Regions from separate parts of the Mus musculus genome. Here region 1 is linked to region 2. Evidence: chromatin loops called from intact Hi-C (ENCODE). Cell type or tissue: left cerebral cortex. All regions are shown on one strand.

Region 1 (8,000 bases), 310 kb after region 2:
GCTGTTAGTGTGTCTGGGCTGTGCAGGTATATGACTTCATGTGTGTGGATGTGCAGGTGTGATCGAGAGGGATTGTTGTTGTTGGTCAACATATGTCATGACAGGGGTGCATACATACATATATCTGTCAGTATACACCTATCTATGCACTTGTCGTGGGATCGTGGTGGTTTAGAAACCATCATAGGCAAATGAGAAGTACACATAACCACAGCTACTGGGTAGGAATGCACACGTGGGAAGTACAGATCAGAGCAAAGTAGATCACTAGTAAACCTAGTTCCATGATTCCCTGCGAAGGGAGGCTTGGTCTCAGAAAAGGGCTTATGTGGGAAGGTTTTGTCCTGGGTGCCTCGGTAACGAATGTGCTTGCCTAATTGCTCTGGAGCTTCCTGTACCGGAAACATCTTTAACAGTAAAACTGTAGCAGGCACTCATCCATCCGTCCATCTGCGTGTACATGTGCGCACGTATAGTGTGTGCACACAGGCAGCATAAACACGTGTTATCTCTCTTTGATCTGCTTGGCTGAAGTTTTTGCTGCAGAGAAAACCGGTTTGTCCAGAAGCTCCTCCGCCTCAACAGACTGTGCTGAGCTGTGCCCTTGGATGTGGGACGGGTGCTAAGACTGATCCCAGAGCTCCAAGTCTCAAAGAAAAGTGAGGCCAAGCTAGCCCAGGATCAGCAGAGTCCTGCCCCTTGGGAGGGTGATCTTAGTCACCACACTGGACTCAGCAGGCGGGGTTCTGAAGGGTCTGGGTTATAAAATCTGATGGAGTGTTTGAGGCTGCCTTTCGTGCAAGTGGTCTGACTTCTTGGGAGGTATGCAGGAGCAGCCCCTGCAAGCTTGGCGATTTCCAGAGAGAGGCACCCAGACAGAAAGCACTGGCGGTGTTCCCCTGTGCTTCACAGGCTGTATGGATTCCTTGCCCTTCCAATAATGATAGTGCCGAGTCAGCACTGTTATCTTTGAGAAAATGGACAGGGTCAGCCAGGATGCAGAAACACACACACACACACACACACACACACACACACACACACTCACACATGCACTCAATACTCAGTTATGCAGCAAACTTGGGGGCCTGAGGTCAAGCAGACCACATCTTCCTTCCTGTAGGTGAGAGTAGTTCCCAGAGGCAAGCTTTTGCTTTGGCCTGGCTGGGGGCAGCTGTATTTGGGGACTGAGGGGACCTCCCACTTGTCTTTCTGACTGGACAGCAAGGATGATGGAGAAGGATCTAGGTGTCACCGTGGGCAGTCACAGAAAGGTCATAGCCTGGTGTCAAGTCTCCACGGGAGGAACTTTGGCTGGCACATTGGGGTCAGAGGACAGTGACAGAATTCCAGCCCCTAAGCCCAGAACACAAAAGTGGAACTCTTTAATTCCTGTGTAATCTTTGAGAAGGAAAACACTCCCTCACCCTGCTGGCTCCATTATAAGGAGCCATGTTTGCACTGCCAACATCTTGGGGGCTCTTCTGAGGTTTGCAGGGTTATGTTGTTGTCATTGTTGTTGTTGTTGTTGTTGTTGTTGTGATTGTTGGTATTTTGTTTTGTTTTGAGGGATGAAGCAAACTATCTCCTAGCTGTTTTAGTAAGTCCCAGTCCTTCCAAGCTTGTTTTTAAAACATTCTTTGGTGGGAGCCTGGTTTACTGTGTCTACAGATCTGGGGGTGATTATGTTCCTCCTATTTCACAATTTCAGTTGATATTTGTTCTGCCTGGTTTGGCTTTTGGAAAGTAAGAGGACGTAACTGGCTTTTGGAGACTGTGGACCGTCCCCTCCCTGCCTGGTCCCCTGGCTCTCTTGTTCTGGGAATTGTACCTATTTATTGTCTCTGGTCACTTTACATAAAGAGTTTTGTAAAAGGAACGAGGGATGAAGGATGACTCTTAAGTTTCTTTTTTACACTGACAAGCGATTTCTTCCTTGGTTTGTGGTTGTGGGCCACATGAGAGCAGCTGAGGAGGGACACGTTAGCCAGGACCTGCCCTCCGTCTTTCCACTTTATTCTACATGCAAGAGAAGGGCAGAGATTGCCACAGCGTGGCGACGGCCTTCTGCCCAACTCCGTATCCCTCCAGACACGATGGCGTTGAAATCCACTCTTCATGCTGCTGTTGGTCAACATTTGAAGACTTGTTTATGAAAATATCAGGAACTGTCAGAACCCCACAGTAGGAAACCTTACCCCCAACACACATCAACCTCCGTTGTCCCTGCCCAAAATAACAAATCAGCTTCCTGGAAGGGCCTTGCTCAAACCTGGGAGCGACGTCAGCCTGCCCTCTGCCTGTGCGTATGAGGGCTGACCTTCTGAGATCAAACATTGTCCTGTCCAAGAGTCCCTTTGCCTAGAAATGTTCCTGCCTGGTGCAGATCCCTGTTTCCCTCAGCAGCCTGGCTGATTGTCTTCCCAGGGGGACTTGCCCAGTTCTGCTCTGAGCCACAGCTCTGCCAAAGTAAACCACATAGACTTACAAACAGTTTAAAATTCATTTTTCCTAGATGAGCTAAAGATGCATAAGGGAGAGAGAGGAACTTCATTTTTTTAAAAGTGTGTATGTGGGGGAGGGTCTTTTAGTATTATTATTAATAAGATCATGATGGTGATGAGAACAGGGATGTTTCAGAGGCTGGGGATGACCTGTCAGCTATACAAGACACATCTGTGACAGAGAAGAATCCATAGTGGCTCTCGCATACTGGAAGTCCTGGTGGCAGAGCTGAGAACCCATCACGTTGCAGGGATGTCAAACAGTATTGAACAGAGCTGTGAGCCAGGGTCTGCTGCTGGCACAGCACTTGGTTCTTCCAGACAAACAGGCCAGTTTCCCAGGATTTTGCAAGCAGCAGATGAGACCTGAATGATCACACACCAGATCTTGGCAGGGATTTGCTGTCCCTGTTTGCAAGATTGTCCCAGATTGGATCACAATGTACATAGAGATGGCTCTGAAATTCCCTCAGAGAACAAATTCCTCAATACAACTCTTCATCTGGAAATTTACCTAGCCACCCCCACCCCCGTCCACAAAAATGCTAACGTTTTTAAACTTGAAGGTGCATCAGAGGGGCCAGATGCAGTAGCAGACACATCTGTAAGCCCAGCATTCTTACAGTGAGATGGGAGGCTAAGACAAGGAGCCACAGAAGCGTGAGGGTCAGCTAGCCTTGGAGTGTGCAGTAGGGGACAGTAAGAGTGTCTCAGGCAAAAAGTCCCTGTATGGTTTAATAGGACCAGCAGAGGTTGTCCTGTGATCTCCACCCATGAGCTGTGGTATGCTTCCTCAGCCATGTTAATAAAGAGGGCAAGAATAAAAACAGTGATCAGCTGAACAGATTGGTGTTACCATTTATTTGGTGCATCCCAACACCCTGCTAGCATCTCTGTTTGCTTTGTGTCTGCACGCTCCACTCCTCTCTGGGGGGACGGAGAGTGCAAGGGGACTTGATTTTACTCCAGGGTGCACGTTTAGCATGGAAGCCACGGCTGCCTGCAGCAAGCAAGCAGGAGGGTGGAGGAGACTGTAGCCTCTGCTGGACACTGTGAATCGGTGCTTGTTCTGTGCTTACAATGAACATCATCACCATAGAAACCTGGCAAGAGCTGTGTAAGAGTCTGCAGCCTTCGCCAGATGAATGTTTTGCTGTTAGGATTTGCTGTGGTCCTATTAAATCATACGGGGTGTTTTTCTGCCGGGCAACAGGCGCTGTCATAAAATGCATCCATCATCAGATCCTCACGCCACCCGTTGACCAGCCCCATGGTGCGTGTTGACATAAGCGGGCTGCAAACGGCACCCACAGCTGCAGGCTTGTGACAGGGACTCCCTTGCAACAGGTGTATGCTTTAAAGGACCCTGAACCTGGATTTACAGTGAGGCCAGCTGCTGCCTTTGGGACTGACCATTTGTCATCTCTAGATGGGTCACCCTCCTAAAAGACTAGCTTGTTGGAAATTCTATCCTCACCCATGGGACCCTGTCATAATTTTCTTTTTGCTGGCTTCTGCTAGCAGGGAGAAAAGAAGCTGAACAGCTTGCCCAAGCTTTAAGTTACAAAATCAACCAAACAAAACACTCACTTAGACCAGGCAGTACTGAAACATTCCAGAGATCTGAGAGTCCCAAGGTTGGTTAGGAACAAGGTCCTTGCCTCCTCTGGCAGAGTCCAGAGGTGACACCCAGCTCTGCTTTGTACAGCAGAAAGCATCAGCTCTGAACACCATGGCCCGCTAAATGTCCTCCACAAGAAAAATATTGTGGGCAGTTTCTATTCTGGGAGGAACTTTTGGTAAACAAAAACTTTATCCGGGTGCCACTCATCACTGTACTGAAGAAGGGGAAAAGACTTGAAATAGCCAAGTGGACGATTTTGGTTGGCTCAAAGCCCGAGTTCTTCTACCAGCTTGGGTACTTTGAGACCCACACTCACAGAGTGCTCTTGGAGCTTCCTGACAAAGTTTAACTTGAGTGGCGCAGGCATGTACAGTTTTCTTTCTCAAAGTGAAAGTGACACGTGTTCAGAGGAGACCAGGAAGACGTAAGAATGTAAATCAATAAACGGTTTGCAGAACTGACCCACAACCTCCTGACCTATATATAACTGAAGGCCTACTGACTTGCGGTGTTCGTTCCTCTTGCAGAGAGACTTAGAGAAACAAGAGGAAACATTTGGAAGCTGGGGATCCAATTAATGAGGATTAGAGTCAGGTCTGGAAGTCCAGATGTCATAGCAACAGAATTAGGGTTAGGTAACATCCAGCTATATTGTCTTTCTCTAAGAAGCCTGGAGAGGCCAGAGGGAAGTGACGACCTGGGAAGGTGTGCTCTACCTAGGATCCCTCTGTCCTTTACATCGGTGGCTCTTGGGGGCTGAGGATGACCTTAGAGAACCTGCCTAGCATGCGTGAGGTCCTGAGTTCAATCCCCGGCACTGGAAGTAAAACAACTTACAAGGTCCAGCCAGAACTACTCAGCCTCCTTCAGTGTCAGGCACACACTTGCAGAGATGTATACAAGAATGCAGGGGGCTTGGGAGATGGGTCTCCATCCAGTGGGGAGCCCCAATCCCTAGGTTTGTGGTGTGGAGCTAGAGAGTCTTATGTCTCAGAACCTGCAGCTGCAGGGGTCTCAGAGTTCAACAGGTAGGGAGAAAGAGCCTCTTGGGCTCCAGCTCCCTTGGCTGACAGGGCTCTCTCACACAGAAGAGTTCACGCCTGGGCTGCTAATTGGATGGGTGTAGACCTTAGCTATCACAAGAGGATAGGCTAAGGGTCTCGTGGCCTCTTTCCTTCTTTAGGAAATTGAAATTACAGATCTAGACTAAGCCTCAGATGAATAGGAGTGTCCATCTCTGCACATGTCTGCTAGGGTGGGGTTGGGGCGCAGCCTCTGGGGCACTAGTTATGGGTCCACAGTGGGGATCCTGAGAAGCCTGGACTCTATCTTTGCGGGAAGCTTCAACCCCTAAAGCAAAGGTAGTATTTGGTCTCGGGAAAGACGCCTGGATGGAATTTGGGGTCCGGGCTCTTTCCTCCAGGCATGGGAGATACAGCACTGAATAAATATAGACAGGACTTGTGTTCTTGGAAGGATTTATTTTATTGTTGTTCTGTTTGTTCATCTTTTTTATTTATTTAAAGTCTTGCTATGTAGCCTTAGATGATTTAGAACTCACTGTGGACCAGATGGGCCACAAACTTATAGAGCTCAATCTGCCTCTGCCTCCTGAGTGCTTGGATTAAAAGCATGTACCACCCACTATATGTATTAGTTAGGGTTTTCCAGAATAGCAGAATTTATATATGGGACACACATATGCACACATGTGTATGTATGTGTATACATGTGTATGTGTGTGTGTGTGTGTGTGTGTGTGTGTGTGTGTGTGTGTGTGATTTATTGGAATCACTTACAGACTATGATCCAACTAATCCAACAATGTCAGACTATGAATGGGAACCCCAAGAATCCAATAGTTAATCCGTTCCCAAGGCTGGATGTCTCAGTTGGTCTTCAGTAGATGCTAGAGTTCCAGAGAAATAGGCTCTAATGCCAATGAAGGAATGGACTTGCTACCAAGACAAGAGCAAGCAGGCAAAGAGCAAAAGCTTTCTTCTTCCATGAATTTATATAGGCTTCCAGCAGGTGTGGCATGGATTATAGGTGTGTCTTCCTGCCTCAAGGTCCAGATCAAAGGTGAGTATCTCTCTACTTCAAAGGTCTAGACTAGATATAGATTCACCTCCCAGGTGTTCCCTTCATTTCTGGATTGTAGTTTTTTCCAGATGTAGTCAAACTGACAATGAAGAATGTCCATCATACAGTGGGAGGAAGATGTAGTCAAACTGACAATGAAGAATGTCCATCATACAGTGGGAGGAAGTGTTTCGGAAGAACCCTTTTCCCCAGCAGCTCACGGCATTTCTCCCTCTAGATTTTTTGATGTATTCCAGAATATTCCAGAAGCCTCTAGGACTTTCCACTGTCTTCCTGTAACCCAGGTTGCCCCTTAGGAAGGGAACACAAAGTGTTGCTACAGAAAGACAAGATTTCAAGTTCTCTTTGAAAGAATATTTAATTTCAAAACAGCACCAGGAAACCTAGGCTAGGCAGGGGACCCCATAGTATGACCTAGGATACCATCTAAAATCCTAGAGTAAAACACAGGGAGCAAGAGTCAGTGTACAGCTCAGATGAACAACTCAGCCCCATGCTGGTACTCCTATATATACTACGTATGGGCCTACAGTCTGGACAAAACAACTCTCACAAGGCAGAAAGCAAGTTAAGGCATGCCTGTTCCAGCCTCATGTCTGTGGCCATGAAACCTTGTGCAGAACCTCACCTTGCTACATCCACTCATGTAGTGACTCGCGTGACAGGCCTAGAAGCCTGGAAGCAGTCCCAAGGCAAAGAGTTTCATGGAAACTTAGCTTCCTGGAACCTTGGCATTCCCATAGCACATATGCTCCAAACCTATCCTGGAGTTAGTTTGGTGTATGGATCTGTCTGCTCTCTTTCAGTATTGTTTTATTATAAGTGCCTTTAAGGATTGATTTTGACATACAGCTAAGCCTTCGCCAGTGTTCCAATGTCCTAGGAAGTCCTTGAGCTGACCTTGAGCTTGGAATTCAGTAAGAAGGTTACCTATTCAGTAACATTCAAATTTACCTCTAGTAGAGACAGTGAAAGTAATCAGGCATCACAATTTACTTGAATAGAGCTAGAAATCTCAGGGCTAGTCTACATAGTAATTACTTAGGACAATAGCCAAGTTACTCCCATACACACTTTGCTTGCTTAGAAAAATTACATTCAGATATGCACTCTCTCTGTGTCTGTGTCTGTTTGTCATCAGCACCAACTCCTTGCTTGCCTGTAACCAGAACCCTGAGTTTTCCTGCAGATCGAGGACCCGACTGAGGTTCGTCTGCAGCATCACCTCTTTTCCTATAGCTTGAGGATGTTGACCTCCTAGATCCTGGACTTAGTGAAATGGACAGAGCTGCTCTCCAGTTAGGACTGTAGGCACCTGTAGGTAATAGGTTGTAGGTTGTAGGTAGTAGGTAGTGGGCAGTGGGCAGTGGGCAGTGGGCTGTAGGTTGTAGGTTGTAGGCAGTGGTATCCCTCTGTGCCAGGCCCATTCTCACCTTGGGAATACTTTAGGAGAACCCACAAAAATTCTTATGAACCAGAACCCAGGTCACTGAACCAGACAGCACAGAGCAGAACAGGAAGCTAAGGGTGCCACAGGGGCAGATGATCATCAGAGCAAAGAGCCTTACACCCAAGTGTTAGTGGACGCTCAGATATTTTGTAACACTCTGTGTGGATTTCTGTGTCACTCGTGGGTACTTTATTTATTTGGAAGCTAGGATTTATTTGAAACCTATGACTAGGATTCTTTTGAACATATATTTTGATTAAACATATGTTTATTAGGGACTTTTTGCATTAGTGAGATGAAATACTATGTTAGTCTATGG
Region 2 (8,000 bases):
GAAGAAACTCCCTTGGGAGTGAACAAAGGACAAAGATGGTTCGTGCATGTAGGGCAAAGTTCAGTCCCTAGGTGAGGAGCTTGAGGCTCAGAAGGTTCTGGCACAGGGTCTGACCAGGAAGAGGGAACACCTGTGACTTGGGGAGGGGGTGTTTCCACTAGGGTGCACACATTTGTGTTCCGGTGTAGGGCTGCACTGCAGCTGACTGTTGCTCCAAATCCTTCCTTACTGTCGAAAGGGAAAGTAGGAATGCAGGAATGATTTGCATCCCTCCGGGGGCAGCCAAGGCTCTGCCATCGCTTCTGTCTCCCCCATGCCCTGCAAGTGCACAGCCAAGAATAATCTCGCCTTCCAGAAAGCTCTCACCACGGATGTCCGGCTTGCTGCGAAAAGCCTTCCCTTTTTGTTTCCTGTTTCCTGTCTCGGCTGTCCAGTGAAATGCCCCCCCTGTAGATCAGTATTTCACCCCGGCAAGGCTCTGAGGACAGGGCAGGGGTGGAAAGGGCTGGTGGAGCCTTTAAATGCCGGCACGCTGCCTCTGCTGAGGTTTAGGTCTTGCATAAAGATTTTTATTTCTTCTTTAACAAAATTCACCGTCATCATGGGCCACAGACCCATCATTAGCAGGTCTGGGGCGGGGGAAGGGACGTTCTTCTGGAAACATCCAAAGACTTGCCTTGTCTTGAAAAGCATTGATAAGGCTAACTAACCAAGAGAAGGCAAGAGTCCACATTTTCCTTTTTTTCATTGAAAAAGTGTCAATGAATTTGGCTTTTCCTAAGACAGCCCAGGGAACTCCACCTGCATGGGGCTGGGCTCCTCAGCCTGCTTTGGTCTTGCAGCCTTGGTCTAGCTGTCCCAGGGGCTGGCTTAGGGGGCTCGAGGCATATGCCTGCTGTTTAAGATCATTCTCTGTGCACACTCCAAATGCAGGGTGGAGGGAATGCTTCACAGAGATTATTGCCCTGGGGACCGACTCCATCTTCCTTCAAATGATGCAAGCTTTCCTCAGGACCCCCTCCTAGCAGACAAAGTCATGGAGAAGTTCACCGAGAGAATTTGCTGGGATTGGGGACTGTCTCTCCGGTTGGCCCAGGCTAGCCTTTAGACATAAGAGTCCTCCTTGCTCAGCCTTCCAAGTAGCTGGGATTCTAGGTTTTATGCATTTCTTTTAATTCGATTTTGAGGTAGGGCCCAAGGTATACCCAGCTAGTGCTAGTGTTGAGTTCAAGGATATCCTTGGATTCCAAGTGTGCACTACTTACTATGCATGGTTTATAAAGCCGGTCTTGATGCACACTCTGTATGCATCCGTTCTACCTACCGAGCTATATCCCCACCTCTAAAGGGTTTCAAAAGTGAAGTATATGTGAAACTTCCGCTTTAGTAGACTCACTGTCCCCTGTATTATTAAGGTTTAGGGATGTAGTAAGAGTGTAGCCACCGGATAATATGGGGTTTAGCAATACTGCCTGTGACGTTGGGCCCGGCCCTAACCTTTCTTTCCTAATTGAGATGGGGACTTTGGGACCACTAGGACTTAGCTAGGTAAAGTTGTGTGAGGCCCTAAGCTTAAGGCAGAGAGGAGGGTTTCCTGTAATGGAATACTTTGAAAATGCCAGCAGAGTAGACTAGCTTCGGGGTCTGTCAATCATCCCTTCTGACCCAGACTGGCTGAGGGCGAGGTCTGGAAATGCTAGTACTTAAGCCTGCGCTAACCTGTACAGACCTTCCTGTGGGGGACAGGCCGGAGGATGGGGTGCGCGGGGGGGTGTCATTTCCTGCAACTTGGTAAGTGAGCACTTTTCTAGCTATAAGTGGAAGTAGCGGGTGTGCGCCAAGACATCAAATGGATTATTATTTCCGACGTTTCCTTGGGATCTGAAACCAATGGGAATTAAGAAGTAATAAAACTGGCCGGGCAGTGGTGGCACACGACTTTTATCCCAGCACTTGGGAGGCAGAGGCAGAGGCAGAGGCAGAGGCAGAGGCAGAGGCAGAGGCAGAGGCAGAGGCAGAGGCAGAGGCAGAGGCAGAGGCAGAGGCAGAGGCAGAGGCAGAGGCAGAGGCAGGTGAATTTTTGAGTTCGAGGCCAGCCTGGTCTACAGAGTGAGTTCCAGGACAGCCAGGATGAGAAACCCTGTTTCCATCACTTAAAACGTATTTTAGTAGGAAGGGGTGTTAAGAATCTGAGAGACCTTGCAGAGGAACCACAGGGCCGACACCTGCAGTTCTCAATGCAGCCTCTGGGAGGCGCAAAACGCCGGCCCCTCGCCTAGCCTTTGGCGTTGGCAAACAAGCAGCTTCCCCTTGCAGCAAAAACGTCCTTTAAGGAGTTCAAAAATTAACACTGAATGATCTATATTCACCACCCACCTGGAGAACGCTCCAGTAGAAAGGAGAAAATCCACTCTCTCTCTCTCTCTCTCTCTCTCTCTCTCTCTCTCTCTCTCTTCTCTCTCTCTCTCTCTCTCTCTCTCTCTCTCTCTCTGTGTCTGTGTGTGTGTGTGTCTGTGTGTGTGTGTGTGTGTGGGTGGGTGTGTGGGTGTGTGTGAGTTTTGCCTCAGTCTGGCAAGCTTCATGAACGCCCTTTGCCCTATCCAGTCTCCCAGGCTTCACTCAAGAATCTCCAGAAGTCCCCTAGCACACTTTTCTGTGTTAGCACAGAGAGACGCAGACGCCCACAGTGTCGTGTTCTGCGGGCGAGCAGTCTGGAAGCCTGATGTGCAGGTCCCACGGGACAAACGATAAGTTCAGAAAGCTCTCAAGATCACTTCTAATTTTATTACGTTATCAGAAAAGAACCTCTTGAAGAAACATTTTTAAGTAGTTGAAATATTTCAAATTCTCATAAGACAAACGGATTCTTGGTCCTGGGTGGCAGGCTCCTTTCGGTCTCCAGGCCCGGGCGCCCGGTGCAGGCGTTACCCTGATTCTAAATGATGCGCATAATAGCACAGGGTTCTCGGTGCTTGGGGTGTCCCAGCTCAAACCCCCCTGAGAGGTCAACGCGAGGCAATATTTGGTGGGTGGATGAGAGGATCTGGATTTTTCTAGGTCGGCCGGTAGGCGGCGCCCTGGGAAAAACAATGTGGAACAGCCGAGTTCCCGGAGTCTGAACCCCGGAACCTCTGGGGTTTGGGGCACAGTAGCCTTGGTGTACAGCTCACTCTCGAGCTTAGCACGCGTGCATCAGAATCCCAGCAGTCAGAATAAGCCTAAGAGGTGCGCACCCAGTGGCGGGGGAGCGGCACGCTGCTCCGACCCCCACGCGCCGGGCAACCCCGCGACCCCGGCTCCCGACGGGGCTCGGCCCACCCCACCGGCGGCAGGTGGACAGTGTTGCTATGAAAGAGAAAGCGTCGATTGTCCCCACCGCGAACTGCCACACGCCAGACCTCCTCTTTTGTGTGCCCCGTATAGAAATGCAAACGAGCCGCGTGTGCCGGCAGCAATCTGCTGGTCCCTGCTGCCCGCGTCCCACAGCGATCTGCTAGGGGTAGGGGTGGGGGATGGGAGGGCTTAGACCTTGCAGCCGCGACCCCGAAAGGCGCAGAGTCCTGAGTCCCTAGTGGCAGCCTAGGCCTAATGTCAGCTGCAGTTGCAAACCTTTGACTTTAAGTTTCGGTTTCGATGTAACAACCCTATAAACTTCAAACTGAAAATTGAGGAAAAATTAGAAAGGTCGCAAAAAAAAAAAAAAAAAAAAGAGCAAAAAAAAAAAAAAAAAGAGGGGGCTTTTACATTCTCCAAGTGTGCATTCTACAAATTCCAGTATCGTATCAGCAAACAACGTACTTTTTTTTTAAACTTTTTCCTTTTAAGGACTTACAAAAAAAGAAAGGCGAGATGAAATCTGCAGGCTCCAGTCTGCCTGGTAACACCCTGACAAAAGCGGCAGATTTGAGGCTGTGTCATCCCCCGCACCCCTCCCCACGTGGCCTTCTGGCACGAGCCGCAGGCCTGCCGCCTCATTTGCATCAGAAAGCGGGCGCTGGCCAATGGGAGTGCAGCCTCCCGCCAGCTGGCGGCGGCGCGCCGAGCCTGTCTATAAAAGGGCTCTCCCGGCCCAGCCTGGCGCACTCGCTGGTGGTGGGCGCGCATCGGACTCTGGGAATCTTTACCTGCGCTCGGGTTCCCTCCGCACTCTTTTGGATAACTTGCTGTTCGTGGATCGCACAATGACTCTGGAAGAAGTCCGTGGCCAGGATACAGTTCCGGAAAGCACAGCCAGGTGGGTTTTGGGGTGCCGAGAGTTGGCCTTGTCTGGTAGTGGTCTTACAGGGTCCTCTAGGATAGAAGTTTGCAGGGTGGGAGCCGTGCACTGTCTGGCTGTGAGGTGCCGAGGCGCGGGACCAGAATTACTGCATTCGATTCGTGTCTAGAGCTAGAGTTTGGGGTGCCAGCACCTGATCGTAGTTGGGGAGCCTGATATACGGGCGCCAGATCAGAAGTAGGGAACTGGGAGTGCAGGCGCCAGGTCGAGACTGGGTGATGGGGAATGAGGGCGCCAGATCATGACTAGGGTGCCAGAGGTGTGGGCGTCAGGTCGGGACTGGGGATCCGGGTGTGTGGGCGCCAGGTCGGGACTGGGGATCCTGGTGTGTGGGCGCCAGGTTGGAGTTGGGAGGCAGGAATGCTGGCGCCAGGCAGGTCTAGGCTAAGGGGCCAGCTGGGACTTGGAGGTCAGGGCAGGGATCTCTCCGTCGCGTCCCCGTGCTGGTCCCCACTCACGGCGCTTGTTCTTTCACAGGATGCAGGGCGCCGGGAAAGCACTGCACGAACTTCTGCTGTCGGCGCAGCGCCAGGGCTGTCTGACCGCTGGCGTCTACGAGTCCGCCAAAGTCCTGAATGTGTGAGTGTAGAAAGGCCCCGCGTGCAGGGATTGGGGTTGGCGCGGCGCGGAGACCTGGGGGTGGCATCGACTCTGACCTTGTCCTTCCCATCTGCTCTGCAGGGACCCTGACAATGTGACCTTTTGCGTGCTGGCTGCCGATGAAGAAGATGAGGGCGACATAGCGCTGCAGATCCATTTCACGTTGATTCAGGCGTTCTGCTGTGAGAACGACATTGATATCGTGCGCGTGGGAGACGTGCAGAGGCTGGCGGCGATCGTGGGCGCCGACGAAGAGGGGGGCGCGCCGGGAGACCTGCATTGCATCCTCATTTCGGTGAGTGTCCCCCACTGTTTCCCTACGCCAGTCCCCCAAACCATCCTGGCCAACGACAAGCATGGCTGACCCATGTATTTTTTTTTTTTTTAAATTCAGAATCCTAATGAGGACACATGGAAGGACCCTGCCTTGGAGAAGCTCAGTTTGTTCTGCGAGGAGAGCCGCAGCTTCAACGACTGGGTGCCCAGCATCACCCTTCCCGAGTGACAGCCTGGCAGGGACCTTGGTCTGATCGACTTGGTGACACTCTAGCGCGCTGCTGGCTCTGGAGTGGCCCTCCGAGGGCGCTCGAGTGCGCGTGGAGACTGGCAGGCGATGTTGCCTGGAGAGCGAGGAGCGCGGCCTCCCAAGAAGGGGGTCTGGCGGCAGCGGGGACACCTTGTTCCGAGCCCAGGACTCTGCCAGTGTCCGGAGAGGCTGCTAGCACAGGAAGGCCTAGGCGAGGACGTTGGCCCCAGGGCCGGGAAGAACCGACCAGCGAGGCAGGTGTGACTCAGCAAGCAGCCTTCCAGTGAAAGGAGGGGAAAGAAAGGCAGGCGACCGCCTGGACTTGGTACAGCGGCAGGAGCGGCCACTGCAGGAGCGAGCTGGACTTAGCCGACTGCACTGCTCTTTCAAAAAACGGATCCCGGGCAATGCTTTCATTTTCTAAAGGACGCTATCGTGGAAGCTTTGAATATCACAATAAACTTATTGAAACAAACTTAATGCCTTTTTATTGAGGGTAGGGGATTCTAATGGGGAGGGGGCGGCGGTAAAGGATGTTTCACGGCACCTGGGACCACCTTTCTGTTGGGGCAAGAAACTGCAGCCTCCTGGGGCTGGCGGTGGGGGAGGGGGTGCAGGCGAGTAGTAAACGGGAGAACTTGGGCCAGAGTACTGTTTGAGCCTTTCAGGAAGATTTCAAACTTGCAAGACAGGAGCATACTTGATAAGGCATCCGGGTGCAGGAGCTCCAGGCTTGCAATCCAATTCGATAACAGTGACTTCTGCCTCCAGTACCTCCCCTCCCCCGCTCCGCCCCCTCCCCCCACCTTTGCCTCGACAGCTGCTTATCTGAACAGCTTGCGGGAGGCCCTGTGCCTTCCAATACAATGAGCTTGCCTCTGCAGCTCTGCCCTTGGTGCGGTGGCTGGGGATGGGGGCGGGTTGCTCTAGCTTTCAGGAACTTTCTCCTTTTAATTGCTCTGACAAAGCTACGCTACTAAAGTATTAATATCAAATATGACACCAGCGAGTTGCGTTCTCAGTATGAATCATCATTTTGTCACAGCCGTGATGGAAGTTACAGTATCTTAGCAGAAGTTGGAAGGCACCGTCTATTATAAATAGGAGTGAGCCAGTCTGAGTGGGGTGGGCATCTGCTAGTTCCTATTCTCAGGGCTTCTGCCCACCACATCAGTGAGGGCTGCTGCTCTCCACAATTCCTTTTAAAGTCGGAGGACAAACTCACCAGAGCCAAGATTATCTTTTGAGAAGGATCTGGGGGGTGGGGGAAACGTCCCAGTGAGAGGACTTTTTCTGTAGCTTAGTGCTTCTGGCTTTCACTGCGCATTCCAGGCCGTGCTGACGGATGGGGGGGGGGGGGGGGGGAAGCCCACGTGGGGCTTTCTTGCTGTCAGCTCTGCTGCCGGGCAGAGCTGGAGCCTTCGGGGAAGGGCGGGGTGGGGTGCTGTTTTTCTAAGAAGGCCATTGGGCTGATTTACCAGCAACGCTTAGGGAGGCTGGTTTGCCGGTTGAATGCCACTTAAAAAAAAAAAAAAACAAAACAAAAACGCCACAGCACATTCTGGAAGCCTGTGCAGGGCAACAGGAAAAGTGCAGGAGCGCGTGGACGCTTCCTGTAAGGAAAGGGTGCCCTTTCTGCTCCACACCGACTCTGCTGAAAGAATGCAGCCACGGTGGTGCCCAAAGAGCAGCGCTGTTTCGCTTGGGCGTTAAATTTTTTAGGTGGAGGAGCCTTTCAGTGGGGAAGTAGACCAGCATGCTGATAAAAATGACCTCTTGCCATAGTGTTCAGGAGAACACTGCAGGCTGGCAGACCCTTGTAGGCACCCTTGACTTGGCAGTCGGTAGGAAACTCGGCTTTCTCTGATTGGTCCTTACTTCTGCGGCCACCTGTTAGAGTTTTAGGAGACAAGAATTATGAGGAGGGCGTGGGGGTGGGGAGTAGGAATCCAGGGTTTGACGTCTAGAGGCTGGGAAGGGATGGTTGTGGCCAGAATTTGTGCTGAATTCATATGTGTGTGTGTGTGCGTGCATGTTATTATTATCATTAACTAACCAAAAGGGCATAAAATAAATTAAAAGGTGTGCAGTTATTTAGGCAGAGTCCTGGTCTCAAACTCAGCATATAGTTATGGATAACCTCGAACCTCTGTTCCAGCTGCCTTCAGCTCCGAAGTGCTGGAACTACGAGTGTGGGCCACCACAGCCCATTCTGTGCAGGGTTGAGGATGAAACCCAGGCAACATACACAACACCACATCCCTGTACTTCAAAAGCATGGAGTTTGAAAACCTTGCATCCCATGCTTACAGTGACCATGGGTGAATATGCATGGGTAACCCTAGATACATGCTAAACATGACATACATGTCCAGGAGAGGAACGTGAGTGTTGAGCCCAATACTCTGCCTCTAGAAAGCACTGAATGAGTGGTGATGACTTAAAGGCTAATGGCAAAAGAAGGCAAACACAAGAGCCACAGAACAAATGGGTGAGCGGTCTGCAGGCTGATTCTGGAGAGGCACCTGTTTTCATGGGAGACCTTTTTTTTTTTTTTTTTAAACTTATAAAAGTTATAAATCCATTTGGAGGAAAGTT

The links. A loop is a pair of places that touch in the nucleus more often than their neighbours do. Peaks named below come from ENCODE experiments on the same cell type or tissue, not always from the same donor. Only the 100,000 strongest peaks of a DNase experiment are listed, where the experiment ranks them.
Region 1: a loop joins it to region 2, with 8 times the contacts of the local background. A loop is called at or near these places in 5 of 42 quality-filtered maps.

The regions. Positions count from the first base shown.
Region 1 is chr13:52,151,461-52,159,460 of GRCm38, forward strand. No RefSeq gene overlaps it. Among named protein-coding and RNA genes, the nearest start is that of 4921525O09Rik, 59 kb to the left of the region's middle. In left cerebral cortex, a CTCF peak has its summit at 3,524; DNase peaks (open chromatin) are centred at 2,861, 3,570, 4,024, 4,326 and 1 more place; H3K27ac peaks cover 476 bases.
Region 2 is chr13:51,842,599-51,850,598 of GRCm38, forward strand. Gadd45g (growth arrest and DNA-damage-inducible 45 gamma) reads left to right here and starts at 4,077. Exons shown (of 4, transcript NM_011817.2): 1 at 4,077-4,234; 2 at 4,754-4,855; 3 at 4,958-5,171; 4 at 5,271-5,877. The coding sequence starts at 4,182. The coding sequence ends at 5,381. In left cerebral cortex, CTCF peaks have their summits at 2,254, 3,060 (motif pointing right), 4,063, 5,456 and 1 weaker place; DNase peaks (open chromatin) are centred at 368, 2,253, 2,711, 3,109 and 8 more places; H3K4me3 peaks cover 4,479 bases; H3K27ac peaks cover 3,233 bases.